Regions from separate parts of the Homo sapiens genome. Here region 1 is linked to region 2. Evidence: chromatin loops called from intact Hi-C (ENCODE). Cell type or tissue: ascending aorta. All regions are shown on one strand. Links, peaks and the distances in the headings refer to the core of each region. The heading gives the core; the rest is flanking DNA.

The links. Peaks named below come from ENCODE experiments on the same cell type or tissue, not always from the same donor. Only the 100,000 strongest peaks of a DNase experiment are listed, where the experiment ranks them.
Region 1: a loop joins it to region 2, with 2.6 times the contacts of the local background. A loop is called at or near these places in 15 of 110 quality-filtered maps.

Annotation. Positions count from the first base shown.
Region 1 is chr10:4,860,492-4,872,728 of GRCh38, reverse strand. It overlaps a transcript of AKR1E2 not described here and the pseudogene AKR1C6P. Among named protein-coding and RNA genes, the nearest start is that of AKR1E2, 40 kb to the right of the region's middle. RefSeq lists enhancers at 1,557-2,084, 4,798-5,092 and a cis regulatory region at 5,775-6,050. In ascending aorta, for the core only: no CTCF peak of the experiment used is centred there; no DNase peak of the experiment used is centred there; H3K27ac peaks cover 2,235 bases.
Region 2 is chr10:4,932,485-4,944,721 of GRCh38, reverse strand. No RefSeq gene overlaps it. Among named protein-coding and RNA genes, the nearest start is that of AKR1C1, 25 kb to the left of the region's middle. RefSeq lists a cis regulatory region at 2,693-3,264. In ascending aorta, for the core only: no CTCF peak of the experiment used is centred there; no DNase peak of the experiment used is centred there.

The sequences.
Region 1 (12,237 bases), core at 4,071-6,570, 70 kb after region 2:
TCTAAGGGCAGGGTTTTTGTTTTGTTTTTGTTCTTAAACTAGTCTCTCCCTGGGTACTCAATACATATTGGTTGAATAAATAACATAATAAAATGAGAAACAGGGTAGGGGTAACAGAGAGTGGAGATGCAGGCAGGAACCCCTAACAATAAATATCAGTAATATTAATCAACAATAACTATTCAATGACTTGGCATTTTCTATGTCAAAAATTATTACTTCATATACAGAAAGAATTTGTATCCCCCTTGCTAAAATGGAACTACCCCATTGAAGTGACTTCATCTTCTAACCACTGTATCTCTCTCTAGGTATAATATAAAATTTTCTCCCAAGAAAAGTCATAGACAAATCATTTCTGAATGTTTGACATACATTGAACAGTAATAATTTTATCACCTTCCTCATTATCACCTTAAAATATTTATTAACTTTATATATTAAATCAGACTAAGCATTGTTTTAAAAAAGAGAGAATTTGTTTCTGCCCTCCTGGAGGTTCAAAATATAAACACAAATAGTTTATCTCCTCAAGCTGTAGAATGACATATTGCAAAAATGGAATGCACTGGTATATTTGTGAATGTGTGCCCACGTGTGTAGGTATATTTATTTTCCACAGTGTATTCAAAACAGCATCATGCAATAGTATGTTATTATCATAAAACTAGTTGGGTTTGTACTTAACTCACAAAGAAAACTGTGTTAATTGTAGGCTCACACCAGTTTAACAGAAATCTGTCTTTATGAGCCCAGAAACAATGACTAAGACTTTCCCTTTCCTTTTCAGCTTTTCTCATCACCCAGATTATCCATTTCTTGATGAATATAAAGAAAAGAGTCTGTGGTTGTTCCAGAGTTTATTGATTTGGGTTGAGATGAATAGAGAATATCTCATGGATGGGAAGTTTTCTAGTTTATTCCAGATTGATTAGCCTGCTCAGTCACAAGTTGGCCTAAGACCCCGGATCAGAAAATAAAAGTATCTAAACCTAGTTTTCTCTTGATTCCCGCCCCCACCCCACCCCCACAACTGCCAAAATAAAGATGTATTTGAAATAACCTAATCTGCTGCAGCCTTGGCATTTGCTTTTTTGTTTCTTTCCCATCTCACTGAGGCTAAAATGCTGACATCCCTGGAAGGGGTGATCACAATGGATGTGAATCTCTCAAAAAAATGCTAATAATTTGGTATACCTTCAAATTTGCAAAATCTACATTTTTTACTTGTTTGTAGTTCTTGAGCATTTTTTCTTTTCTGTGAATTATCCACACTATACAAATATATTAGATATTATAAATGAATGTAAAACTTAATATATAACACCCAAAATGTCCAGGTTTTAATTTTAAAAGTTACTTATCATACCAAGAACAAGGATGGTCTCAAGTTGAATAAATAAAGATAAGCAACAGATGGTACACCCAGATGATCAAGATATTATAATTATCTGACCAAGATTTTAAAGCAACCATTGTAAAAATGTTTCAACAAACAATTATAAACACACTTGCAACAAATGAAAAAACAAAAAGTTTCAATAAAAAATTAGAAAGTTTTAGAAAAGAAATAGAAGATAAATGAATAACCAGATTTGGAAATTTTAGAACTGAAAAACACAATACACAAAATTAAAATTTTAATCAATGGAATCAATAGCATAACATAAGAAATAGAGGAGATAATTATTGATCTGGAAGATAAAGCAATATAAATCATCCAAGAGGAGCAACAGGGAGAAAAGAGACAGAAGAAAAGGAACAGAGCTTCAAGGACTTGTAGAACTATAACAAAAGACTTAACGTTCATGCCATCAAATCCTGAAAAGAAAGGAAGCAAAGGGTGGGCTGGAAAAGTGCTTAGAGAAATAATGGCTACTTTAATTGCTGAAAGCTTTTCAAATTTAGAAATACACATAAACCTACAGAGTAAGAAGATAAGTGATCTTCAAACAATATAAACCAAAAGAAATGCACACCAAGACACATCATAATTAAATGCATGAAAACTAAAAGAAAAGCTTGTGAAAAAGCAAGAGAAAAATGTCACCTAACCTATAGAAAAAAAAAAGAATTCAAATAATTGTGAGTTTATCATCAAACAACCATGGAGGCAAGTAACAATAATTTTCAAATGCTGAAAGAAAATAATTTTCAATCCAGAATCTTGTATCCAGCAAAAATATCTTTCAAAATAAAAGAGACATCAAGGCATTTGCAGAAGGTAAAATAAAAGATTTTTTTTCCAGAAGACCTAACCTAAAATAACGGCTAAAGTAAGTTCTCTAAACAGAAAGAAAATGGAAAAAAAATAGAACCTTGTAACATCAGGAAGAAAAAAATAACAAATATGCAAGCAAAAATATGGGTAAACGCAGTAGATTGTTCTTGCCCTCTTGAGTTTTCTAAATGATGTTTGGCAATTGAAACAAAAACTAAATGTCTTATATGGTTTTAAATGGATGTGGTAGAAATATGTAATGAAATTCTATTATAAATGGGGGAGGGTAAAGGAACATGAAGGGAGGTAAGGATTTTGTACTTCTTTCAAAGTGATAAGATAATGACACCAATACACTGTGATAATTGTGTGTATGTAATGTAATACCAATAGCAACCAATGCTATACAAAGAGAAACACCAAAAAATGCTATGTATTAATCAAATTGCATCCAACAGGATCTAACTGGGATTTATAGAACATTCTACCTAACAATAGCACAAAACAGATTCTTTTCAAATTCCCAAATCACATAATCAAGCAGACCATATTCTGGCCATAAAACAAACCACAACATATAGAAAATAACCAAAATTATAAAAACCTGAACAAATAGAAATTAATTGAAATTATACGGAGTATGTTATCCAACGAAAAATGAATCAAATTAGAAACCAAAAACAGAACAGTAACATGAAAGTCACCAAACTCTTGGAAATTAAACAACACACTCCTAAATAATCCACAGGTAAAACAGGAAGTCTTGAGCGAAATAAAAAAGTACATTGAACTGAATGAAAATAAAAACGCAACATATCAAATTGTGTAGAACACAGCTAAAGTAGTGCCAAGAGGAGGGTTTATAGAAAAAAGGGGAAAAGTCTTAAATCAACTATCTAAGCTCTTATCTCAAGAACCTAGAAAAGGTAGAGCAAAATAACCCAAAGCAAGCAGAACTATGGAAATAATAAATAGAGGAGCTGAAATCAATGAAATTGAAAAGAAAAAAACAGAGAAAAAAAATGAAGCAAAGAATTGGTTGTTTGAAAAGATAAAGTTCAAGCAAGCTTCTAGCAAGACTGACATAAAAAAAGAGAGAAGATATAGACTACCAACATAAGGAATGCAACAGGGAATTATGCTATAGATCCTGTAGAAATAAACAGGATGGTAATGGGGTACTACAAACAACTCCACACATACACTTCACAAGTTATATAATGGACCAATTCCCCTGAAAAATACCCAAGCTACCACAACTCACCCAACATAAAATAGATCATTTGAATAGCCCTATTACTAAATTGAGTTTATAATTTTAAAACTCCCAAATAGAAGTCTCCATGTCCAATTTCACTGGGGATTGCTTATAAATGTTTATAGAAGAATTAACACCAATTCTATACAATCGCTTCAGAAAACAAAAGAGGAGGGAACACTTCCCAGTTCATTTTACAGAGCTAGCATTACCCCAATATGAAAATGAGACAAAAACGGAAAGGAAGAAAGAAATAAAACTAAGAACAATATCTCTCAAAAATATAGATGTGAACATCCTCAACAAAATATTAGCAAATAGAATTTAAAAAAATATAAAAAGAATTATACACAAAAACCAAGTATAGCTTATATCAAGGATACAGGGCTGGTTCAATGTTCAAAAATCAGTTAATATAATCCATCATACTAAAAAACTAAAGAAGAAAGTCACATGATCATATCAATTGATGCAGTGAAAGCATTTGACAAAATTTAACATCCATCCATAATTAAAACTTTCAGAAAATAGGACTACAGGATAACTTTCTAAACTTGATAAAGAACATCTGCAATAACCTACAGCTAAGCTGAATTCTTTGTCCCTAAGACTGGGAAAAAAGCAAGGATGTCCACTCTCAGCACTCTTTTTAAACACAGTGCTAAAAGTTTTAGCCAATACAGTAAGACAAGAAAAGTAGATAAAAGGCATACATATCACAAGAAAGAAAACTGTTTCCATTTGCAGGTGACGTGATTGACTACATAGAAAATTCCACGGGCTTATGTCAGCAAGATAACTGACTAGAGGTTCCTACACTTCTCCCCACCCACAAAAACAGACCAAAGCGATGAAGAAACAACTACATTTTGACCAGAGCAACTAAAGGAGAGCTGTAGAGTCTTTAGATAATGGATGAGAGAAACTCTGTGGAGCAAAGAGACTCAGGATGGCCATATAGAGAAAGGAATAAAACACGCTGCCTCTGCCACTCTGTCATCCAGTCAGGATCAGCTCAGAACCAGGAAGAACTTCTCTCTGTGGGAAAAAAGTAAGCAACAGGAACCCAGAAGCTGGCATTGCCACCACAGACTGCTGTAGTCTTTGATAGTGGAGAATCTTACAGTATTTACAGGCCTGACCCCAGTTTAGGAAGCTGCCTGGAGTTTATACAGCTGCATTACTCCATAGAAAGAGCCCACATTATTTCCCAAACCCCCAACGATCCAGTCTCCTACTAAGCTGCACCATCTTAAAACTGGAGCCATTATTAGAGTGTGCCTGCTCTGGGGGCAGTATATATATCACAGTGAGGTTTCAAGAGTCACCAAAATAGGAAAGCTGCAAACTTGAAATGCTCCAAGGTTTTCGTTACAAAGATAAGAAAGACGGACCCTGAGGACGCTGCCTCTCGCTTTGACAAAGCCCAGACAATGAGTCACATCAAGTAACACATGGCTTGGAAAAGGAAGGAAAAACACTGGAAGGCCAACGCTGTTCTTATCACTGCTACACAGAGCTGAAAGCAATGTTAGAACTGTGGGTTAAAAAGAAACTAGTCAAGTTCTTCAACGGATGAATGGCGTTATCTTTGCCATGCAATCCTACTCAGCAATGAAAATAAACTGACTATTGGCACATCCAACACCTTGGCTGAATGGCAAGGTAATTGTGGTGACAGAGGAATGCCAGTCCAAAAAAGTTACATAGTGTGTAATTCCACTTATACTGAATTTGTAAAATAACAAAATTATAGGAATGAAGAACATACTAGTTGCCAGGGGTTAAGGAGGCAGCAGAGGCAGAAGACAGCTGAATGCAATTAGAAAATGGTGACAGGGAGGGCCCTCATGGTGACGGAAATGTTTTGTACCTTGACTGTGGAGATGGAAACGTGAATGTGTGAAAAATTGTACAACAGTGAACACACACACAGACACCAAGGAATGCAACCAAAACTGGAGAAGTCTAAGACAATATCAATATCAGTATCTTGGTTGTGAATCCACCTTTGCAAAATTATGACTGAGACAGTGAAAGAGATCTAACTTAACTGACTCCATCTTGCTTCTAACCTCCAAGTTGTCCTTGTTCATTCCTGATGGTAGGTTGAACTAACTTTGGGAGTAACTTAGTTTATAGTTTAAACAAAGATGGTAACAGCCCTTTCCCACAGCAGACCTCCTTCTTGCCTGGGGACTAGATTTGCCTTTGTAGGATTAACATTAGCCACAAGATTAGAAATTATGGTTGAGGAGTCATGCAGCTGGAGGCTACAAGATTCTGACCCTCCGTAAACTGCTCCTAAGTGCCTGGGTATTTTGCAGATCCTGCACTTGATGGATCAGCCGGCCCCACTCAGATCAGTAAACTGACTCATCTGATATTGTGGCCCCCACCCAGGAAATGACCGAGCACAAGAAGGCAGCTTTGACTCCCTGTGATTTCATCTCTAACTACTCAGCACTCCTGGCTCACTGGCTTCCCCCCACCCGCCAAGTTATCCTTAAAATCTCTGCTCCCGGAGCCTGCAGTGAGCCGAGATGGCGCCACTGCACTCCAGCCTGGGCGACAGCGAGACTCCATCTCAAAAAAAAAAAAAAACAAAAACAAAAACAAAACTCTGCTCCCTGAATGCTCCGAGAGACTGATTTGAGTAATAATAAAACACCGGTCTCCTGCACAGCTGGCTCTGCGTGAATTACTCATTCTCTATTGCAATTTCCCTGTCTTGATGAATTGGCTCTGCCTAGGCAGCAAGCAAGGTGAACCCCTTGGGCAGCTACATTTGTGATAACTTACTATATAGGTTTGCAAGATGGTAATATTCAGGGAATCTGAATAAAGGGCAGACTCTGAATTATTTTTTGCAACTTCCTGTGTATCTATAATCATCTCAAAATGCAGTTTAATTTAAAAGAAAACCAGAAAACTGGTTCCAGTGCTACGCGTCCTCTCTTTGGATTCTTTTCTAGTCCACCGTCAAAAGAATGTGGATGTGGCTCTAGATTTAACCCCTCCTACCTTTTATTATGTAATTCAAACATAAAATCTGTCTCAGAGCACAGGAAGGAGGAAGTGGAAATGATAAAGAGGATCACTTTGCTGAAATATAATCAGACCTATTTAGCCTGGACAGTGAAAAACAATGGCCCAATATACATGCTGTTCTCTGAAACTGAATGACAGAAACTTCACGTCTGTCCTGGGATTTGGTACTGCTAGTTACAAAACAGTAAGAATTCAGTAAGTTTGAGAGAGAAGGAGATTGACCAAAAGAACCCTAGGGGAAAACAATCCTTTCTAGAAATTGTTTTCAACATAAAATTTAAATTTTCCCCCAGAATTCCAAATGAATAATGATGAATACAATTTTTCTTTAGCAACATAACTCTCTAACTTGAGCATGTGGTGGCAACGGTTGGGTTGGGGTGGACTCTTTTTGTTAAGCTTCAGTAATTAAAGGCTCAAGTCCTACCAATTTATAATTATGCACATTTTTAAAGATTTTGAAACTTAATACCGATTATCTCTAGGAGACCTATATAAATTTATAGTCCTACCAAAAGTCACTGAAAGGGCTATTTTTCCACAAACTTAATATGTATTGAGGGATTTTCTTTTTCTTCACTTGTCAATGTTTTACTTTTGCTAGTTTGAGTGGGGAAAAGGGAAATTCATTGTCAGATTCACTTTTATTTCAATTATCATTAATTTGCTTACTGGCTTTTGGAATTTTCTTCTTCTGAAAATTACCTGTTCATTTACTTTATGGCCCAGGTTCAAATGCTAGCTTCAATGTTTACTATCTATTATAATCTTTGACAAATTACTTGACTTCTACCTGTCTTCTAAAATTTGTTATTGGTATCAACAGTACCCAGTGCAAAGGATTATTCTGAGGAATAAATATAGAGTACAGGGTACTAACTATAATCAATAATTGTTAGTTACTAGTATCACTCCAATACCATCTTTTTAAATTTTTCATTTTCTTAATGATTTAAAAGATCTGTTTTACGTATTATTTTTGTTTTGTCTTTTAAATGAGATAGAAGTGTTTTTCTTGCAGTATGGTTATTTGACTTTTAATTTGTTTAATGTGAAGTTTGGACATATCTGTTTTTAATGTGTTAGAGAGTAACTTTATTCACCCTTTTTACACCCCATCGTTCCTTCCTTTACTTTTAGGCCAAATAACAAATATTCATCTATATTCCTTTCTAATTTTTCTGTAGTTTTACTCATAGTTAACTCTTTATTCAAATTGGGATTTTGGTACATAGATATGTAGGAATATTTCATTTTTCACTCATGAACTTATTACTGTATCTCTGCAAAAAGAAAGGAAGTTATTACAAGAAGGATAGCCTTGTTGGAAGACTGGCCCACACAAGGGACTCAACGTGAACACACTATAATTCACTTACTCTGTTATTGGTGTATAAGAATGCTTGTGATTTTTGCACATTGATTTTGTATCCTGAGACTTTGCTGAAGTTGCTTATCAGCTTAAGGAGATTTTGGGCTGAGACGATGGGGTTTTCTAGATATACAATCATGTCATCTGCAAACAGGGACAATTTGACTTCCTCTTTTCCTAATTGAATACCTTCTATTTCTTTCTCCTGCCTGATTGCCCTGGCCAGAACTTCCAACACTGTTGAATAGGAGTGGTGAGAGAGGGCATCCCTGCCTTGTGCCAGTTTTCAAAGGGAATGCTTCCAGTTTTTGCCCATTCAGTACGATACTGGCTGTGGGTTTGTCATAAATAGCTCTTATTATTTTGAGATATGTCCCATCAATACCTAATTTATTGAGAGTTTTTAGCATGAAGGGCTGTTGAATTTTGTCAAAGGCCTTTTCTGCATCTATTGAGATAATCATGTGGTTTTTGTCTTCGATTCTGTTTATATGCTGGATTACGTTTATTGATTTGCATATGTTGAACCAGCCTTGCATCCCAGGGATGAAGCCCACTTGATCATGGTGGATAAGCTTTTTGATGTGCTGCTGGATTCGGTTTGCCAGTATTTTATTGAGGATTTTTGCGTCAATTTCATCAGGGATATTGGTCTAAAATTCTCTTTTTTTGTTGTGTCTCTGCCAGGCTTTGGTATCAGGATGATGCTGGCCTCATAAAATGAGTTAGGGAGTATTCCCTCTTTTTCTATTGATTGGAATAGTTTCAGAAGGAATGGTACCAGTTCCTCCTTGTACCTCTGGTAGAATTCAGCTGTGAATCCGTCTGGTCCTGGGCTTTTTTTGGTTGGTAAGCTATTAATTATTGCCTCAATTTCAGAGCCTGTTATTGGTATATTCAGAGATTCAACTTCTTCCTGGTTTAGTCTTGGGAGGGTTTATGTGTCGAGGAATTTATCCATTTCTTCTAGATTTTCTAATTTGTTTGCATAGAGGTGTTTACAGTATTCTCTGATGGTAGTTTGTATTTCTGTGGGATCGGTGGTGATATCCCCTTTATCATTTTTTATTGCATCTATTTGATTCTTCTTTCTTTTCTTCTTTATTAGTCTTGCTAGTGGTCTATCAATTTTGTTGATCTTTTCAAAAAACCAGCTCCTGGATTCATTGATTTTTTGAAGGGTTTTTTGTGACTCTATCTCCTTCAGTTCTGCTCTGATCTTAGTTATTTCTTGCCTTCTGCTAGCTTTTGAATGTGTTTGCTCTTGCTTCTCTAGTTCTTTTAATTGTGATGTTAGGGTGTCAATTTTAGATCTTTCCTGCTTTCTCTTGTGGGCATTTAGTGCTATAAATTTCCCTCTACACATTGCTTTAAATGTGTCCCAGAGATTCTGGTATGTTGTGTTTTTGTTCTCGTTGGTTTCAAAGAACATCTTTATTTCTGCCTTCATTTTGTTATGTACCCAGTAGTCATTCAGGAGCAGGTTGTTCAGTTTCCATGTAGTTGAGTGGTTTTGAGTGACTTTCTTAATCCTGAGTTCTAGTTTGATTGCACTATGGTCTGAGAGACAGTTTGTTATAATTTCTGTTCTTTTACATTTGCTGAGGAGTGCTTTACTTCCAACTATGTGGTCAGTTTTGGAATAAGTGCGGTGTGGTGCTGAGAAGAATGTATATTCTGTTGATTTGGGGTGGAGAGTTCTGTAGATGTCTATTAGGTCCACTTGGTGCAGAGCTGAGTTCAATTCCTGGATATCCTTGCTAACTTTCTGTCTCGTTGATCTGTCTAATGTTGACAGTGGGGTGTTAAAGTCTCCCATTATTATTGTGTGGGAGTCTAAGTCTCTTTGTAGGTCTCTAAGGACTTGCTTTATGAATCTGGGTGCCCCTACATTGGGTGCATATGTATTTAGGTTAGCTCTTCTTGTTGAATTGATCCCTTTATCATTATGTAATGGCCTTCTTTGTCTCTTTAGATCTTTGTTGGTTTAAAGTCCATTTTATCAGAGACTAGGATTGCAACCCCTGCCTTTTTTTGTTTTCCATTTGCTTGGCAGATCTTCCTCCATCCCTTTATTTTGAGCCTATGTGTGTCTAACGGAGAGCCAAATCATGAGTGAACTCCCATTCACAATTGCTTCAAAGAAAATAAAACACCTAGGAATCCAGCTTACAAGGGATGTGAAGGACCTCTTCAAAGAGAACTACAAACCAGTGCTCAACAAAATAAAAGAGGATACAAACAAATGGAAGAACATTCTATGTGCATGGATAGGAAGAATCAATATCGTGAAAATGGCCATACTGCCCAAGGTAATTTATAGATTCAATGTCATCCTCATCAAGCTACCAATTACTTTCTTCACAGATTTGGAAAAAACTACTTTAAAGTTCATATGGAACCAAAAAAGAGCATGCATTGCCAAGTCAATCCTAAGCCAAAAGAACAAAGCTGGAGGCATCACACTACCTGAATTCAAATTATACTACAAGGCTACAGTAACCAAAACAGCATGGTACTGGTACCAAAACAGAGATATAGACCAATGGAACAGAACAGAGCCCTCAGAAATAATACCACACATCTACAACTATCTGATCTTTGACAAACCTGACAAAAACAAGAAACGGGGAAAGGATTCCCTATTCAACAAATGGTGCTGGGAAAACTGGCTAGCCATATGTAGAAAGCTGAAACTGGATCCCTTCCTTACACCTTATACAAAAACTAATTCAAGATGGATTAAAGACTTAAATGTTAGACCTAAAACCATAAAAACCCTAGAAGAAAACCTAGGCAATACCATTCAGGACATAGGCATGGGCAAGGACTTCATGTCTAAAACACCAAAAACAATGGCAACAAAAGCCAAAATTGACAAATGGGATCTAATTAAACCAAAGAGCTTCTGCACAGCAAAAGAAATTACCATCAGAGTGAACAGGCAACCTACAGAATGGGAGAAAATTTTTGCAATCTACTCATCTGACAAAGGGCTAATATCCAGAATCTACAAAGAACTCCAACAAATTTACAAGAAAAAAACAAACAACCCCATCAAAAAGTGAGTGAAGGAATATATCTTTTAGGCCACACACAAAAAGTTCACTTATCTATGGTAAATTATTTCAAAGAATTTTTGACTATAAAGACATATTGGCCAGGCGCGGTGGTTCATGCCTGTAATCCTAGCACTTTGGGAGACCGAGGCGGGAGGATCACTTGAGGTCAGGAGTTTGAGACCAGCCTGGCCAAAATGGTGAGACCCCATCGCTAATAAAAATACAAAAATTAGCTGGGCGCGGTGGTGCAACTGTAATCCCAGCTGCTTGGTAGGCTAAGGCACAAGAATCGCTTTAACCCAGGAGGCAGAGGTTGCAGTGAGCCAAGATCACGCCATTGCACTCCATCCTGGACAATGGAGTGAGACTCCATCTCAAGAAAAGAAAAAGAAGAAGAAGACATATTGCACATTTTTACTCCCCTCCCAAAAAAATGTTCTATATTTGCTAATGTGCTCTGGGATGATGATTAGTTTTTAGAGTTTTTTTAATTAAATAACACATTAAATCTTCTTTCTTAAGGTTGAAATAGATGTCCGAAAATATTTCTGTCACTGTGAGATTTTGTTGTTAAAATGATAGAAGTGTGGCACCTACAAAAATTTCCTGAACACTTTAAAAGTTTTGGATAGAGTGTTTTAATCTGTTTAAAAATCTTCCAAATAAAATGTTTTGTAAGTTTTGAGCCTGATTGATTACAATTACATACCAAGAGCATATCAGAGGAGATTATAATGTACTGGTCAAATTTCAAAAATTATACAAATGGCAAAGGGGACTGAGAAAACCATACCATGATTTATGAAGAGGACCCAAAGACGGACTTCCCCTATGTGCATCGAAGCATCTCTATGAGGCATCCTTAGCTGCAGTTGACTGCCATGAAAACCGTATTTCAAATTAAACTGAATGTAGAATCCCAAGGTTCACATTTCTAGGTCAAAAAGCATTAAATCAAGAAGGACCAACAAAAAAAGCCAATAAAGCATATTCATACCATTGCTTTGAAAAGAATTTGGTATTAATCACAATATATTAGAGAGAGCACAGAGTTTGGGTTATTAATAAAGCTCTTATTTTTCGATTTTTAAATTTAATCTTCAGATGCTCTAAGAGTATTTAATAATGTATACATCGTATTAGTAAAGCAGTACATTCATATAGTAATAAATCAATAAACATGGATATATTTCTATGCAAATTCAAAAAGCTTTACTGATAGAGGTGCAATCAAAAAAGTTGGCAGCCACTATGAGGTTCCCCTTGTGTGAAT
Region 2 (12,237 bases), core at 6,256-8,755:
TCTCTAGGGTAGGGACATGATGATGCCAATCTTTTTGCTAAAGCACAGGAAGAGTGACCTTTACTCCAGTTCCCAATAAGTTTCTCATCTCCATCTGAGAAATCCTCAGCCTGAACTTCATTGTCCATATCACTATCAGCATTTTCTACAGAAGTATCCAATTCTCTAGGAAGTTTAAAACCTTCCTTCATCTTTCCATCTTCTTCTGAACCCTCCAAACTCTTCCAGTCTCTGCCTACTATCCAGTTCCAAATTTGCTTTGACATTTTCAGGTATCTTTATATCAATGCCTCACTATTTGGTACCAATTTTCGGTATTAGTTTATTCTCCCACTACTATAAAGAACTACCTGAGACTGGGTAATTTACAAAGAAAAGAGGTTTAATTGACTCACAGTTCTGCAGGCTGCACAGGAGGCATGGCAGGGGAGGCCTCAGGAAACTTACCATGATGGAGGAAGGTGAAGGGGAAGCAAGCATGTCTTCACTTGGCTGGCAGGAGAGGGGGAGGTAGAGAGAGAGAGAGAGAGAGAGGCAGAGAGAGAGAGAGAAAGAAGGTGGAGGTGCTACATGCTTTCAAACAACCAGATCTTATGAGAATTCTATTATGACAACAGTAAGAGGAAAGTCAGCCCCCGTGATTCAATCTCTTCCCACTAGGCCCCTCCTCCAACACTGGGAATTACAATTTGACATGATTTTTCAGTGGGGACACAGAGCCAAACCATATCATTTGGTATTCCAGAATTTCTGCCTTGCTGCTGCCACCCTCATCTCTGGGTGCTTTCTCTTAGTAATTTTTCTCCTCTGACCTCACCGTGCTCTATGGTTATAAATCCCCTCTTGTCTTAGTTGGACTCAAAGTTGAGCTTCAAGGGAACCAAAACATTTTACACTAAAATACATTTATTTGACACATTTCAAGACAGCTATTCAGAAAAGCAGGAAATATTAGAAGGGACAAAAAGCTGTCTTTAGTGGGAAATACTTGCATCTGTAGAGAAAATTTGCATTGTTACAGCTGGGCTTTCTCTGAGAATCTCCCTTGGATAGAAGAAAGATTAACTGAGAATCTGATACCTTTAAAGGTCTAAAGAAAAACATTTCTCAGCTGTTCTCTCTGAGGGCTGCTTCCTGGGAGATTTCATCTAAATAATGAAACCTCTTTTGCTAGCCAGGCTTGTTCTTCTCTCCATCCCATAACCTGTGTTGCCACTGTAAAAAATTTTGCCAAGATTTAAGTGCAATGGTGCAATCACAATGCCCTGCAGCCTTGACCTCCTGGGTTCAAGCAATCCTTCTACTTCAGCCTCCCAAGTAGCTGAGACTACAGACAGGTGCCACTACACCCAGCTAATTTTTAAAATTTTTTCTTTTTAGCAGAGATGAGTTCTCAAGGTGTTTTCCAGATTGGTCTGAGCTGAAGAGATCCTCCTGGCTCAGCCTCCCAAAGTGCTGGAATTACTGGTATGAGCCACCATGCCTGGCCATCTGGCTGTTTTTCCTGCATTCTGCCTGTAATTATTTTTTAGGGTCTTTTTCCACATGTCTCATGTTCAGAGTCTCTAAGGCACATGGTGTAGCTGAGCTGATTCACCCCTGTCCTGTATAGAGCACCATGTGGGGGAAAGTTCCTGGTCTGCTATGCCATCGCCCAGCCAAAGGAGGGCTGCCTTTCTCTGGTTTCACATTCCTGTTTTAAACAGTCATGCCCAGAATTACTTGGCTACATTGCGACCTTAATACAAAATCTAGTTTGTGAAGTCATAGAGTTTGCTTTTCATAAAACTAAAATCTCTTTGTGTTTGTCTCACATCCCATTAGGGTCCCTCTTTTAGCACCTCGCTAAGATTATTAAAATTAATTAAAATATTTTGATGAACTAGAATGTCTGCAGAAACCTCTAGCCGTTTGCAGAAACCTCTAGTCATTTTGCTGGTTCAACAGGATAACCTTTTTTCCACTAAGGAACATTAGTGTTTGTTTAGTCGTGAGGTTAATATTCCCCATTTTTCCACCTCCCCTCTCCCAGCCCAAAATGTACTAGGCTGAGTGTTAAGGACCAAAGACTAATCACTTGGCCAAAGGGTTCCTTGTATCCCCACAAGTCCTAGGTATTTTTCTCTCATTGAGAGAAGAGGGTGTGTACTGATGCCTGGACATGGGATTTTATACCTTCTTGGCATCCAAGGTTGAAAAATCAATATACAGAGAAGGTATAGAAAATTCCCTAAAAAATGATGGGTAATGCCAAGACTATGGGTTTTTCTTTCCTCCTGTTACTTGTAACAACGATATTCTAGTGTGAAACTTGAGTTCTGCATTTCTCAATTTTTCTTGACTCTCAAACTAGCTAAACACTTCATTCTTCATTCTTAAGAGATTGGCACCAAATCACTTTGTCCTGTTTGGGAAATGCAGTGTTTCTCCTTTGGGTGCATTTTTGAAGACCAAGGCAAAAAACATTAAAGTTCATTTTTATTGTCTGTGTGGGCAAAACATTTGATTTTACTGAACATGCTCCATAGTTACATGGCAGGATGTTTTGACTGGCATAAAAACTAACCAAACTTCTAAATGTGAAGTAGGTCACCGGAAGAGTACAGGACTCTTTGTGAGTTGTTTTTCTCTCCAGTCCAGTATTTTCCTAAACATGTTTCCTAAATAACATAGGGATTTCATTTGGAATAAGCAAGTCATTTAAATTTATTCATAGGTATAGGAGGGTCCAGAAATGTTAAAAGCACAAGTGGTTTCAACTGTATGCCTTTGCTTTATGCGATAGTAGAGTAAGTTGAAAATGTTTTCTACTGAAGCAAGTGACTGTTTCCCTATGATTAAATAAGAGCAGCTTCAGATGGCTGGTTTGCACTGAAGGGTGGAGCAGGCCCATTTGCTTTCACGTGTCAGAAAAGTCTGCTCTACCCCACCCCTCAATAAGGCACTCACATCCACCAGGCGTGATCCTCTAAAAGTGATTCCATAGTGTTATCTCCAACCTCCTTCTCTGGAAAATCTTGCTGACTCACAGTGACTAGGGGACTTCTATGGCATTCTAGACCTGCCAGTCACAAGCCTGGATCATTGTACCTGTTCTGAGTTGCACCGGTCTTTTACTTTAGTGCCAGGTGGTTGGAAAGTGGCCCATGAAATAGAGCTGCTCATTTTTAAATTATCCCTTTTGTTGAAGCTTTTGTTCAGGAGGCAGGAGTGGGGCCACCGGCTGTGGACCTCATGGTACACTCTTGTTTTTAAGACGTGTTATACAGGGCGAAGGAAAGCAAAATGTGCCACTCAAAATGTACTTTTTTGGCATATTTTATGTGGCTATTCAGAGGGGTCACAATTCAGAGAGGCTGCTGACACACAAATAGACCTGAAAAGCTTTCTTCTCTCGCAGAGATTTGTAAGTGCTGAGGAAATGTACATTAGTGAAGTGAACAGAGGGTAAAAGCCTTTCTCTGAGGACCCCTTTATATGCCTTATTGGATCAAGGAAAGATTAACTTCCAGGAAAAACAGACTAAGATCCTGACACTTTAAAGGTCTGACTGAGAAGCTTCTCCACAGGCCGCCACCTACCTTCTTGAGGTCAGCTTGGCGAGCCCCTGAGAGGCTCACATCTATGTGGGGACAGCCTTGGCTCACCATGTGTGCCTCTTCCACTCCCCCATTACCTGAGACTCCACCTCCCCCAGAGACCCCAAGCCCCTGTTCTCTCTGTAGCCTCAGGATGTGATGAAACCCTCTGTCATCAGGACCACCCTGGAGTCTCTTATTGGCAGGAATCTGATGTCCATGTACATATATACAAATTTGCTGTCTTTTTATATTAACCTTTCACTTGTCAGTTTGTTTTATACACTCTAATTATCAAAACTTCAGAAGAGAGAGGGAAGAAAATGCCCTTTTGTGCCTACATGGGTATCTGCATTTCCCATGCAAAGCAGAAAAGGTGAAGGAAAGTAATAAAACCCAGTCCCAGAAGTAGCAAACATGGCCCTGACAATGGCAATGAAGGAATAGTGCATGGCCTAAGATTGGTCTCCCCACGACTGAGGACCATCAGGGCCAAGTCTCTTGTCTTTCCTTCCTCCCTTCCCTTCACCCCCAACTGCACACAGCCGGACACAGGACACAGTTTGGTAAGAGCATCTGATTAGGGAGGGTAACTGGGAAACTGTACATGAGAATGTGCATGAGTGAGGGTGAATATGTTAAGAATTGAGGGGAGGAAAACCTATCCTTCTGCAAGTCTATTTACCTATCTACTACGTTTTTATATGTTAAGACTTCTGAGAGCCTGCTGTTGGGTGTGTAGTGCGATCCTCTGGAAGGAAGTTGAGGAAGACGCTGTCTGTGCCTCACTTTCTCCTTGGGCTTATGGCAGCTTTCCAGTGGAAACCTGACAGGACAAGCCTCTGTACAAGATCCCCGTGTTTGTGCTCATTGTACAGTAACTGATCAACACACAGAAATAGCGGCTGTTGAGCAGAGAAGGGATTTAATACTTGAAGGCAAACAAATGAGGAGATAGGAGGAAACTTCGAATTCACTGCCCTGAGGAGTTTTAGACAGGGGTTTCAAGGGAATTTTGGCAGGCAGGGGGCTGAGGAGCAGGGCGGGGTGCTGACTGGCCAGGGTGTGGACTATGAAAGCCTAAGGATGTGGTAACTGCATTGTGGGGCTGAGTCAGTTCCTCGGAGGGGGCTGTAGATTGGATGGCATCTGTAGAACTGTTATAATGCATGATGCAGAAAATATCTCGAGTGGAAAACGTGAGATTTCCTACTGTTTGAGATGTTATCTATGAGGTTAGGACCTTGTGATAGGGACTACATGATTCCAAAGTGTAAGAAGTTACATGGAAGTGGGCTACAGGGCAAGCTGGTTAATGTGTAACTATGCTTTCTTTCAGAGTTCGTGCTTTTGCTAAAAAACCTAGACATTTGCTTTCATTAATATGATGAAGATGTTGTCACCTCCTCCAGTGAACACACTCATTCTGAGGGACAGCTGGGTTGCAATGGCTATCAACTTGTCACAATGCTTGCATTGATGGAAAGCTTTCCTTCATCTGAATGAAAACATTCCTCCATAGTAAGCACTAGGTCATGAGAGTCTCTGGGAAACACTCAGGGTACACAAGAAATGTGTTTTGTTGTTAAAAACAAAATCCTTTACTTTGCTCAAGGGAAGGCTGCTGATCTCAGCACATATTTCAGCCTGGGCATCACCCAGCAGTTTCTCAGAACTTACATGAAGGGATCCAACTAAGCATAATTCTGAATATTGTTCACTAATCCTGACTCTGCTTCCTTCCCAGGTGTGGAATCAAAGACAGAAATGCTCCCTCTCCCCTTCTGCTGTGTCTTTCCCCTGAGGCTTTTCTGCACGCCATCACTGCCCAGCTTGGCATCTGTCCTGGGCATTGGTAATAATGTGGTACTCTTCACCCCCTTCTAGCGTTTGATCACTCATCAGGAGCCCTCATCTCCGCGGGGAAGAACACAGAACGTGAGCTCCTGACTTCTTGCTTCTTTCTGTCAGCTTTCATTCTGATATATCCAAGTTGCAAGAGAAAAATAGAGGCGACATGGCATTCACCCTAAACCTACTTTGCATGATGATGTCTGTTACACTTAGAAGAAACATACTTTATTGAAAGAGATGCGTAAGTCCTCCATTCTATCCATTCTCCAGATGACTCTGACTTAAATAGAGCGAGTTTCACTGTCTTGGTGAGTCTATCGCTCTTTGGACACCTCTTCTTCAGGGTCAGAATTCAAGAGAGGGTCCTGGAGGTCTGAATGTTTCTCAGAAGCCTCCAAGCCCTCAGCTGCCCACTTCAAAGCTCACAGCCTCAGCACCACAAGGCACCATGATGTCCCCAGGGTAATTTCCTTAGGCTCTCTCCCACTTTTATTTCAGTCATCAAAAGAGCCCAGGACTCCAGTTCTGAACTGAACTCTCATTCCCTAGAGCTCTTACCTCCAGTTTTCTGACTTTTTCTCACACTTTCCTTAATTCTAAAACCCTTCTGATGGTCCTTCTAGAACCTGTAACTTCCCATTAGAAAATTCAAAATTCTCACTTTATGTTAATATTATCAGCTTCTGTTCCCTCCCCTGTTTTTCTAACCCAAACTTCTAGTTTCCATGAGGATTCTGTTTCTCCTGCAGTGCTCCTAAGGGGAGGTGTGGGTCCTCTCCCACTGTCCTCCCAGGGAGCATGGAGGGAGGACAGACATCCTCCTTTCTCCTCACTGCCTCATCTACCCAGTCCCCCTCCTGCTCCCTAGAAACACCCATTTTTCAAACTACCTTTCCTTGTGGCAATCACCTGCCTTCTACCTCACTTGCTCTGATTCCTTAGAGATTTTTTCCTGTGTTTGAGTTACATTGTGCAGTCCTACTTCTGCCATCCTTCCTGGTGTTTTCAATACGCTCATAGATATTGCAACCCAAGCTCTAATCATTCATCTCCTTCCCACCATCTCTTAAACTTATGTCACTGAGGTTTTTTTTCTGCCCTCATTGTCCTGCTAAAAATGTTCTTATAAAGTCACCAATGACTACCACATTGCTAAAATAAGAGTTAATCTCAGTCCTTGACTTGTTTAATCTATCAGCAGTATCTAACAATCTATCACTATTGGTCCTTTATCATTCTTTTTTTTTTCTTTGGACACAGAGTTTCACTTCATCACCTGGGCTGGAGCTGGAGTGCAGTGGTGCGACCTCAGCTCCCTACAACCTCCACTTCCCAGGTTCAAATTGAGAGCTGACAGCGCACTGGCAGCCCTCGCAGCCCTCACTTGCTCTGGGTGCCTCCTCTGCCTGGGCTCCCACTTTGGCGGCACTTGAGGAGCCCTTCAGCCCACTGCTGCACTGTGGGAGCCCCTTTCTGGGCTGGCCAAGGCTGAAGCTGGCTCCCTCAGCTTGCAGGGAGGTGTGGAGGGAGAGGTGCAGGCGGGAACCGGGGCTGCGCACAGCGCTTGCAGGCCAGCATGAGTTCCGGGTAGGTGTGGGCTCCGTGGCTCACACTCGGAGCTGCCCCCCGGCCCGCAAGCCCCGGGCAGTGAGGGTCTTAGCACCTGGGCCAGCAGCTGCTGTGCTCCACTTCTCGCCGGGCCTTAGCTGCCTTCCTGCGGGGCAGGGCTCAGGACCTGCAGCCCGCCATGCCTGAGCCTCCCGTCCCCGCTGTGGGCTCCTGCGTGGCTGGAGCCTCCCGACGAGTGCTGTCCCCTGCTCCACGGTACCCAGTCCCATGGACCACCCAATGGCTAAGGAGTGCCAGCGCATGGGGCTGGACTGGCAGGCAGCTCCACCTGCGGCCCTGGTGCGGGATCCACTGAGCGAAGCCAGCTGGGCTCCTGAGTCTGGTGGGGACTTGGAGAACCTTTATGTCTAGCTAAGGGATTGTAAATACACCAATCGGCACTCTGTATCTAGCTCAAGGTTTGTAAACACACCAATCAGCACCCTGTGTCTAGCTCAGGGTTTGTGAATGCACCAATCGACACTCTGTATCTAGCTAATCTAGTGGGGATGTGGAGAACCTTTGTGTCTGGCTCAGGGATTGTAAACGCACCAATCAACGCCCTGTCAAAACAGACCACTCGGCTCTCTGTAAAATGGACCAATCAGCAGGATGTGGGTGGGGCCAGATAAGAGAATAAAAGCAGGCTGCCCAAGCCAGCAGTGGAAACCCGCTCGGGTCCCCTTCCACACTGTGGAAGCTTTGTTCTTTCGCTCTTTGCAATAAATCTTGCTGCTGCTCACTCTTCGGGTCCACACTGCCTTTATGAGCTGTAACACTCACTGTGAAGGTCTGCAGTTTCACTCCTGAAGCCAGCGAGACCACAAACCCACCAGGAGGAACGAACAACTCCAGACGCGCTGCCTTAAGAGCTGTAACACTCACCGCGAAGGTCCGCACCTTCACTCCTAAGCCAGCGAGACCATGAACCCCACCAGAAGGAAGAAACTCCAAACACATCTGAACATCAGAAGGAACAAACTCCAGACATGCCACCTTTAAGAACTATAACACTCACTGCAAGCATCCGCGGCTTCATTCTTGAAGTCAGTGAGACCAAGAACCCACCAATTCCGGACACAAAATCATGCTCATGCCTCAGCCATCTGAGTACCTGGGATTACAGGCACGCACCACCACGCCCAGCTAATTTTTATGTTTTTAGTACAGACAGGGTTTCACCATGTTGACCAGGATTGTCTCACTCCTGACATCAGGTAATCTGTCTGCCTGGGCCTCTCAAAGTGCTGGGAGTACAAGTGTGAGCCACTGCGCCTGGCCCATCATTCTAAAATGACTTTCTTAAGTTGGTTTCTATGACATCACACTCTCTGTCTTCCTCCTTCTTTTCCGTATCTGACTTCTTCACTGACTGCTCCTCATTTTCATCACTTTTAATTATTGGGGTGTCCCATAGTCCTTAGATTCTTCCCTATCTTCAGGAAGTCAGACTCCTCTGATAATCCTAGACATTTCAACAGCTTTAAATATTGTCAATAGGCTTACAATCCCAAATTAATAACTGCAGCTCAATTCTTTTCCCAGAAACTCAGACTGGAATATCAAATTTTCTACTGAACATCTCCACTCCAGGGCCCAATAGGAATCTCAAGCTCAGGATATCCCAGGCAAAATACCCTTAACCACCCTGCAATCCTGCCCCACATCAATTTCCCCAATTTCAATAAAACAAAAACTCCATTTTCCAGTCATAAATACTAAAGTTTGCCAAGTCATTCTTGCTTTTTTTAAAATAATACTTTCCTCTCCAATATAAAATCTGTGATCAAGCCCTGCCATGTCCACCTTAAAAATATATCCAGAATCTGACCATTTCTCATCAGCTGTTCTTCAACTATCTTGTTCCAAGTCATGCCATTCCTTGCCTTGGTTATTCAAATAGCCTCCTAACCAGTTTTCCATATTTATTTTTCATCAACTTATATTTTACTCTCTCCACAGCAGCTCAGTATCATCCAGTGTCTCCTCATCTGTCCTAGAGTAAAAGCCAAATCCTTGCAAATGGCCTACAGGGCTCTGTATAAACGTGGCCCTCCGTTCCTTTCTGACCTTTCTCCTAATCCTGCTGTTCCCAGAACAAGCCTGGCCTGCCCTTGCTGCAGGGAGTGTGCCCTTCAGGATCCCTCTGCCTGAAGCCCTCTTCCCTCAGCTGTCAGCAAGGCTTGCTTCCTCTACTCTTTCAGGTCTTTTCTCAATTGTCTCTGTCTCAGTGAAGATTCCCGGCTTATGCTATTCATAATTTCATTTGTCCCTCACTCCGTTTGTACTCTACCCCTGTCCTTGCTTTCTTCCCCTTCACGGTACTTCTCATCATGTGACATGATCTTCATTCTATGTATTTATTAGTTTCTTGTCTGATTCTCTCTCCTGGAAAGTGAGACCCATGAGGGCTTAGATTTTTTTTCTGCTTGTTTCTAGTGCCTATAGAATATTTATTATTGAACGAAATACACTTTCATATAATTCTTGAATACTCCACTCAGATGCCATTGCAAAACCTTTTCTGACACTCCTTCTACCCCATCTTCCAGGATTGCATGTGGCCTTCTGTCTCCTTGGGTTCCATGCTGTATTATAATTGCCATTTGCAGTCTCCCCTTGTGTTGGCTTCAAGCTGCAAAGGTTGTAGCGATTTTTGTGTAGCCAAGCAGAACTCAGCTGGTGCCTCTGTTTGGATCCTCAATGGGCTGCAATGAAGGCATAATCCAAAAGCAGGGTCTCCCTGAAGGCTCGATGGGGAATAAGCTGCTTCTAAGGTCATGGGTGACTGGCAGGATCGAGTGCCTTCTGGGTTACTAGAGTGAAGGCCTCAGTTTCTAGCTGGCTGATGGCCGTAAGCCACACTCAGTTCCTCTCCATGTGGGCATTTTCAACAAGGCAATTCATCTTATCAATGTTTGGCCAAACACAGGTTGGGCAAAGCACAGCATAACGATAACAAAACACCACTTAGTGATTTTATCCAGCCAAAGATCCTTATTACTTGAGAATGAACTTTTGCTAATGTTGTTCTTTGACTTGCATAGTAGAAGCAATAAAAATGAAGGGCACACAGGAAAGGGTGGCCAACATTATCCAGGGGGTCATAAAAGGACTCCTGAAACGTGTGGCTGGATCGGGTGTATTTAGGATAAGTAAGACATCAGAAACCCGCTGGAAACAAGGTGCAAACCAAGCAGGCTGTCCTAGAAAGAGGAAATAGCTGGAAAAAAGCAAGAACACAGAGATGTACTCATGATCTCAGACCAGGCTTTTTGTGCCAAGAAGATTCAAAGAAAAGGCAAAGACAGTCACAAAATGAAATGAGGCCTTGATACAGGAGAATTTCATTATAATGAAGGTAGAAATGGGTGCTTCCAAGGAATCTCATTACATGTGTGCCTGGGACCAGGCATCTAGCTTTGTTCAGGGAATTCTCAATACGCTGTTTGTGATGCGATTTGTGATAAAATGGATGGTGTGAGACTTAACTGAGGTCTTCTTGTAGAATCAATGTCTAGAAATGACCAATTTAATAATCAGGTTGTATCTTCTAAAGTAAGTCCTATATCCTTATCAAAGACAGGTTGGAATATTTAATACTTCAACTTAAGTGTCAAGAGTGAACAATGCCTAGAAGATCATTCAAACTCCTCTCTCAGCATACCATTTCTGTATGTTCCTGTAAGATACACCTGCACAGATAGGAAGCAATTGAAAAAAAGGCAATAGATCAATTCCAGCTTCATTTGGAATCACTGACAGTTGTAATATGAGCTCTTCACATATTGAGGTTGGTGGAAATAAAGAACGCGGGAGCCTTTTCTTCTACTGGGATCTCACAGAGGAAAAGGAGGAAAGACGGTCAGATTAGCTGGGACTGATGACGGATCTGAAGCACAGCCATTCCGTGAGGCTGAATGGTGGACACTTCGTCTGGGTGCTGGGATTTGGCACTTATGCTCCTGAAGATGGAAGTGGATCCTGGGGTCTGAAGGGTCCTAGATCAGCTGTCCTTGCAGGGTGGCCAGCAGGCAGGAGCCCTGCACCTGGTAGGCAGTGGGTGCCTGGAAGTGTTTGTCTGAGCTTCCATTTCTCTGTCTGTAACTTGCCCCTCTCAAAGTCACAGAGATCTTTTTTTGCATGAAAGTGACATGACAAGCTCATGACTATGAGGATTCAGAGGTTGATAATTTTGTGGGTAGATGATATTTAGTATTATTGTTATTATTATTGTTACCTAACTGATATCCAGTGCTTTCTGTGTATTTTAAGCATTTTATATACTTTTAAAATTTAATTTCTTAACAACTCTTCTATATAAGTACTCTTATTATTATGTATTTCTTACATTTTCACAGTGTAAGTTCAGGCTGCTCTCATCTTCCACGCTGGTCAGAGCCACTCAGCTCAACTCTTGGTTAAACATCAGAATGGCCAAGGTTCTGCAAGTAAATGGAAACCAACATGAATACTTGGTGGCACCTCTGCTGTGAGATTGCTGGGGCTGGAAGTATTTGACAGAGAATATCAACCAACTAAATCTTTTATCATGTAAGAGGCCACTGTGATACCAAAAATTAGATAATGAGGAAGGATGGCTTAGGAGGCATAAAGTCACAATGGAGACTGAATTGTGCTTGTGGGGTCCAAGGCTCTTGGCCCTCTAAAGTTTCACTGAAAATCAGGTGATGTAAGGCAGATTGACTAATAGGAAAACAGGCACACAAATTTATTTATTGTGTATACACGGGAGCCTTCAGGATGAAGACTCAGCTTCTCAATGAGTTGCAGAAGCCTGTATCCCATCTGGAGGTTACAGAAAAAATGGGGGCCTGAATTCTGGTAAAACAGCTTGTTTTAGATTGGAAAGGAGCAATTATTTGGGGAGAAAATAAATGATTACTAGGGAGAATGACTGTTTCAGGCAACAGTAATTAACTGGTAAATAGTTTTCCTTGGGATTTACTGATCCTTGGAGCCAGTCATTATTTTGAAAAGGTTCTGTTAAGGCCTCGTTATAGTCTTAACCTTCTTTTCTGTACTGAGTCATGAGATAACAAGAGGGGAGCAAGAATATTTACTCTCCTTCGTGGGTCAGGTTCTAGCTATATGTGGACAGGGGAAATAGACTCTTCCATTGGTTGTTGATCTCTGAGGGTTTTAAAATTAAAATATCCATTATACTAAGGAGCCC